2 separate regions of the Homo sapiens genome follow, and region 1 is linked to region 2. A link is a loop called in an ENCODE intact Hi-C map of the cell type or tissue named here. Cell type or tissue: ovary. All regions are shown on one strand. Each heading gives the region's core, and the rest is flanking DNA. Links, peaks and the distances in the headings are about the cores only. Region 1 overlaps MEF2C-AS1 (MEF2C antisense RNA 1). Region 2 overlaps MEF2C-AS1 (MEF2C antisense RNA 1).

The links. A loop is a pair of places that touch in the nucleus more often than their neighbours do. Peaks named below come from ENCODE experiments on the same cell type or tissue, not always from the same donor. Only the 100,000 strongest peaks of a DNase experiment are listed, where the experiment ranks them.
Region 1: a loop joins it to region 2, with 4 times the contacts of the local background. A loop is called at or near these places in 12 of 110 quality-filtered maps.

What each region holds. Positions count from the first base shown.
Region 1 is chr5:88,943,928-88,946,842 of GRCh38, reverse strand. All of the region lies in intron 2 of MEF2C-AS1 (MEF2C antisense RNA 1), which reads right to left. Among named protein-coding and RNA genes, the nearest start is that of MEF2C-AS1, 62 kb to the right of the region's middle. In ovary, for the core only: no CTCF peak of the experiment used is centred there; no DNase peak of the experiment used is centred there.
Region 2 is chr5:88,887,659-88,890,573 of GRCh38, reverse strand. The region is part of intron 1 of MEF2C-AS1 (MEF2C antisense RNA 1); the gene reads right to left. It also overlaps a transcript of MEF2C not described here. Among named protein-coding and RNA genes, the nearest start is that of MEF2C-AS1, 5.8 kb to the right of the region's middle. RefSeq lists enhancers at 166-700, 915-1,114, 701-1,237. In ovary, for the core only: no CTCF peak of the experiment used is centred there; DNase peaks (open chromatin) are centred at 623 and 1,063; H3K4me3 peaks cover 1,651 bases; H3K27ac peaks cover 2,500 bases.

The sequences.
Region 1 (2,915 bases), core at 301-2,800, 56 kb before region 2:
GATTAATTGCAAGCAGCTGAAGTCCGTGTCACTGGAAGTATATATATATATATATAGAGAGAGAGAGAGAGAGATTGAGTCTCACACTGTCACCTGGGCTGGAGTGCAAACTGGAGGTATATTCTTCATTGCAGTCTCATTCAGGCCCATTTTGATATGTTATAGTGTCCTCATTCCCTTTTATCTACTACCCAAAGAGATAGTAGAAGTGATAAATGATAAAGAAGGAGAAGAGTGACTCATTGCATGTGTATAACATGTGTTTCAAAATTGGGCAGGTAAGATTTAAGCATATATTTCCAGGCCAGGCATGGTGGTTCACACCTGTAATCCTAGCACTTTTGGGGGGCCAAGGCAGGTGGATCGCTTGAGGCTAGGACTTCGAGACCAGCTGAGGAACATGACGAAACTGAGCCTGTAATAAAAATACAAAAATATGCCAGGCGTGGTGGCACGTGCCTATAATCACAGCCACTAAGGAGTCAGAGGCAAGAGAATCCTTTGAACTCAGGAGACACAGGTTGCAGTGAGCCGAGATGGTGCCACTGCAGTCCAGCCTGGGCAACACAGCAAGACTGTCTCAAAAAAACATATATATGTGTAGATACACACACACACACACACACACACACACACACACACAAATATATATTATATATAATATATTAAAATATATATATATATAAGTATATATATACATATTTCCAGAGGGCTCTGAGAAAGAAGGTCCCTTAGTAGTTACCATGTGTCTATAGGATATGAACAAAAAGAAACAGGTAATCCTTGTGCCAGCTGCTGGAAGTCATCTTGCGACTGTGAAGGAGGCCCTGGATGTCAGAGTGGAGAGACAGAAAACAACCATGTTTTCTTGACACAACAGAGCCACCTACACCACACCACCTTCCAGTTATGAGGCCCCTACATGCCCGTTAAGTCAGTTTGAATTGGGTTTTCTGCTACTTGCAACAAGCAGTATATGAACTGATATATGAGAGAAGAGTGGAGGTAAAAAGGAGGGTAGTTTACACTTTCTTACATATTTCAGATTTATGTGTAAGGTCATGAACAAGATATTGGCATTTATTAACATTTGAATGTGTATGAGAACCTTTTGGATGACACAAGTTTGACTTACAAGATGTGGACACTGATGTCTAAATGGTGCATCAGGGAAATGGCAAGTGCCTTCACAAGAGCTGAAGGAGGAAACAGAACAGTCCCCCTCGTTCCACACAACGCAGTATACCAGTGGATATCCCCTCTGGTTTATAGGTGACAGAAAGAGAAAATATTGAGCAAAAATTACACTAGAAGGGAATGAATAAGTGGAACATCCTCTGAATCGGTCTCCTCTACTCACGAAGGAAAGAGGAAGTATTCCACCCGCACACTGGGCATTCTGTTTCTGTTTTGTAGGCTGTACCCTATCCCTCTCCCCACTGGAAGGCGATGGGGGAAAAGACTTTACCAAAGCACAAGACAGAATGACCCAGAGTGCAGTTTTGGAAGACCGCCAGCTCCCTAGCATTAATGTGGTCCCACTTAATTCCTCTGGGGTGGACACATGTAGATGTTTAGTGACAGCAAGCTATCACAGCAGCTGGCATACAAGGAACTGAAGTGGAGTCACTGCAAGTAGGATGGACAGAAGAAATGCTCTAGAAAATGCTCAAGTGTAACTTCAAGCAACGTTGCATTGCTTTGGAATGCGGGAAACCACAGGAGTAAACAGGCCAAGCTGGCATGCAACAGGCACAAATAAAGCAGGACTCCTTTTTTCTTTTTTTTCCTGACCCAACAGAGAAGCCAGATCAAAGCTCTGGAGTGGTTGGCAATACTCTACAAAGTATTGATTCATTCTGTTAACAGCTGTTTATTGCATACCTACTATATATGTTGCACAATCTCCAATACCAGAGTATGACAATGAGGAAGACACAATTCCTTCCTTTGATGCACAGAAACCTAAAGCCACCAAGCTACGATGTGCAAAATATATATATAATTTCACTTTTTCCATAACATTTTATCTTCAATTTGAAGCTCCCATTCACATTGTAACAGAAATAAGGTCTGCTTCTATCCCCCTTTCTCCTAGATTGCCTCTAATTTCCAAGGAGCTTAAAAAGTGCCAGGGACTGTGAAGGGAAGGTGAGAATGAGCAGTCCAGTCTTCATGTCGTCATCCGTCCTCACTGCTCTACGGGGAAGCTGCCATCCCTTCTGCCCTGGTCTTGGTCCATGTTCTTCAGTGGAGAAGCAAGACTTCCCCAGGTCCTGCTCCATCTTAGAGACTGTTCCCTTCCTCCCTGGAAGTTCTCTGCTTCTTTATTATTCCAGGCATTGTCTGGGCTTTTTTGCAGACACCCACCAGCATCTAAGCCCTCTTCGTTCTTTCTCAACTTTCTTCTTCAGAGGCACAACAGAAATTGACCCGTTATGCTTTCAAATCTATTTTCTAAATTTGGACTTTAACTTTGAGTTACAAAACAAATACATCGATTCCTTTATTGTCTTTTGTTTTCCTTTGCTGTCTCCTCCCTAATGTATTCTGGTTTCCTGAATGCAGAGGCGGGTTAGAGGTTGTAAGAATATTAGGAGGACAGAAGCATTGGTTCATACCTCAAAAAACTTATTCCACTACAGTGGAGTTCTGTTCTCCTTTGGGAGGATGGGAAAATTTTCCTTGATGAGATAACATATAAGTGGGTCTTAGAAACGGATAGGTGTTTACCAAAAGAAGAAAGTAAAAGAGAATCAAAGGGATAAATACTTCACTTGTAAACAAAGTTAACCCAACACTCATTTTAAATCACAAAATAGTATCAGATTTAAGAACAACATGCAGATTTCATAGAAAATGAGGATTAAATATCATTACCTGAATAAAGTGTCTACCCTGAGTAGAAAAATGAA
Region 2 (2,915 bases), core at 122-2,621:
GTAAGGGAGCCACTAGCCACATGTGGCTATTGAGCACTTGAAATATGGCCAGTGGAACTGAGGGACAGAATTTATTTTTATTTTATCTTATTTTAATTAATTTAAATAGCTACCATCTTGGTAGCCGCTAAATGTTTCAAGAACATGATAACATAAACGTTTTTACACCTTCGATGTAATTGAGTATTCCACAATGCCAGACAGGTCAAAGAACAGCACAGATATCTGCATTTAGTGACAGCATTTTTGTAAGACATCCCAGAACCGTTCCCCTGTGTTAACAAATAAAGGGGGTACAAGGGGAAAGGAAGTTTTCTGTTTTGTCTTTAAAGTGTGTGTTTTATCCTGAATACCCTACTTCTTGCTTTACTTTGTGGCTTTTTCCTAGCCAAAACTCGCACACGCGTTAGCTTAATAGAGCTATGAGTTGGCTTTTGTTTTTTGAAATATAATTCCTTAGATGCTGAGAGCTCAGACTATAAAATCCAGTTTGGGGCCCGTGTTCTTTCCTATTGGTCTGTCAGGTGAAAAACTCCGGCTGGCCAGAGTGGGACAGGGGCGGCGGCTAGACCTGCAGAGCCCCTCTTGCTCTCCCAGGTTTGCAAAATGGTTGGAGCGCTTCGGGCAGCCTGCGTCACCAGACGTGGACCGTGTGCCAGCGCTTTGTGCACTGTTAAAGGGTGGGTTCATTTTACTTGGCCCCTGGTATTTTCGTGGGTCGCTCTGAGCCCATCCCGAGCTCTTTTGGATCGCATTTCTCCAGCCCAGGATCCCAAAACCAGACCAGCAGGACAACTACCCCGGCACTGCCACCGCCCGTTTCCACAGTCCACCCACAGCCGTTGCGCCCTCCTCCATTCCCCAGAGCCCATCACGCACCCTCTTTACCAACAAACCACCGGACGCTTTTCCCCCAGCCGTGACTTCCACAACCCCCAACTAAATACAAGTCGGCACACCCCCTTCCTTCCCCGCGCCAAACCAGCGTGGCCGCCCACTCGTCGCACCCAGGTCCAGCAGGTCCAGCAGGTCCCCAGGAGGGCCCAGAGCCTGCCTCCTGCTCGCCCGTGGCGCACGCACGTGGCGCACTCACCCCCTACCAGCAGCCTCCGAGCTCTAGAAACACTCCAAGGAAGGAACCCCCGCCCCTTCAGCTCCGTCGGCCGGGAGAAAAGGGGGGGGGGAAGGGGGGGGAAGCAGAGACGGGCAGAGAGAAGAGTATATAGGTGATGAGAGCAGTGTTGGAGGGGAGGATCGGCAATAATTGGATGGCGTTGCAGCTGTTGCGCCTCTGCTGAACGCCCAGCCAGAGCGGATTCACTTTTCACACAAATCAACCGGAGGGATTGTTGCTGCCTGCAATCAATAACTCAGCGGAGTGAGTTGCTCAAACTAGAGGCGTCCCTCGTCTGGGTCTTTGAGGGCCGTCCGGATTGAGTCCCAGCGCTCTGCTTTCCAAACAAAGAAGTGGGCACCAAAACGCAGGACGAGATTTTTAATCCCCACTTCCACCACAACCCCGGGTAAAGATTTTTTAAAATGAAAAAGCACACACATAGTAAGGTATCTAGAAGAAACAGTTAAAAGGGGAAGTGTGAAAATCCATTCCTTGAATTGAAGGTTTCTGTGATATTTCAAGAAATGGGATAGAATCAATGTTCTGATGAACAACATTTAACAATTTTGTAAGTAAAGGTAAAGTCGCATTAAATTTATTCATGCATGTGGTTATTTTTGAATCAGCCACACACTTGCAAGCAAATTACTGATCAAGCCTTATTTGGACATACTGATTACAGGAAAAGAAAGAAATGTATCATAATTTGTAGTGTCGTTTAAAAAAAAAAAAAAAACCTTACCATACCTTTCAGATGTTATTTCATGAAGATTGCATTTCTATAAGGTGAATAGGCCCTGGGAGATGTGTATTATGATTCTCACTTAATAGACTGTAAAATGAAGCACAACTGGAAGAAAGAGAACTCACCAAATCACTTGGTAGTGACTACAAGACCAAGTTTGGACTCACTCACTGTGGGCCTAAGCCTAAAAACCTAAACTCAACTAACACCCATAAAGTAAAACTGGCCAAAATTTTTCATTTCTCTTTGACTCTGAAGCAACTTAAAAATAAACCTCAGAGATGTCAACCCAAATATAGAGGCTTTATAAATGATTCTTCACTATGCAAAGTCCTCCTGCTATTACAAATGGGAAAAGAGATATTGACCATCCTGGTCTGATGTGTCTCAAGGCTGGTTCTCTTTCTGGGACTAGCCTCAGTCTGAAGCCAAGGAAAGGTTCATTTGTGTGCACAAAGTCATGGAAAGCCAGACTAAAACAGAAATCAGAACACAGGAGCATTTGTCTGTGCTCAGTATAGTTAAACACTGCTTGGAAAAATAAGGTATTATTGGTAATAGAATTTATAAACCGTACTGAATACACATCACTAATCCCAAAGTATTTTAAATTGGCCTTTAGGCAATGCATAAAATAAGCCCTTTCAGTAACCTCAACTGCATTGCAAACATTTCCCGATTTGACAAATTGTGTTAGCTTCGGATATAATGGATTTGACATTCTTCTGTAATTCTCTATCAGATATAAAACTGAAGGTACAGAAATACAGATAAACATAGAATCCTTAGATATGTGTAAACCTTGTCTTGAAATAACAAATCCTTTGTATATTGCAAATTCTCAATCACAGACATTCCACATGCTGTATATTCTTCTTGGGTTAATGCTGCACCTAGTGAATTTTTGAAATTTAGATATTTGGCACTATTTATGTTAAAGATTATTATCACAATGCATGACAATTTCAGTTGTCTTATATTCAAAACACTTTGGTTTAAAATCAGAATATTGTTACTTCAGATTAGAAGTTTTAGAAATAAATCTATTTGAAA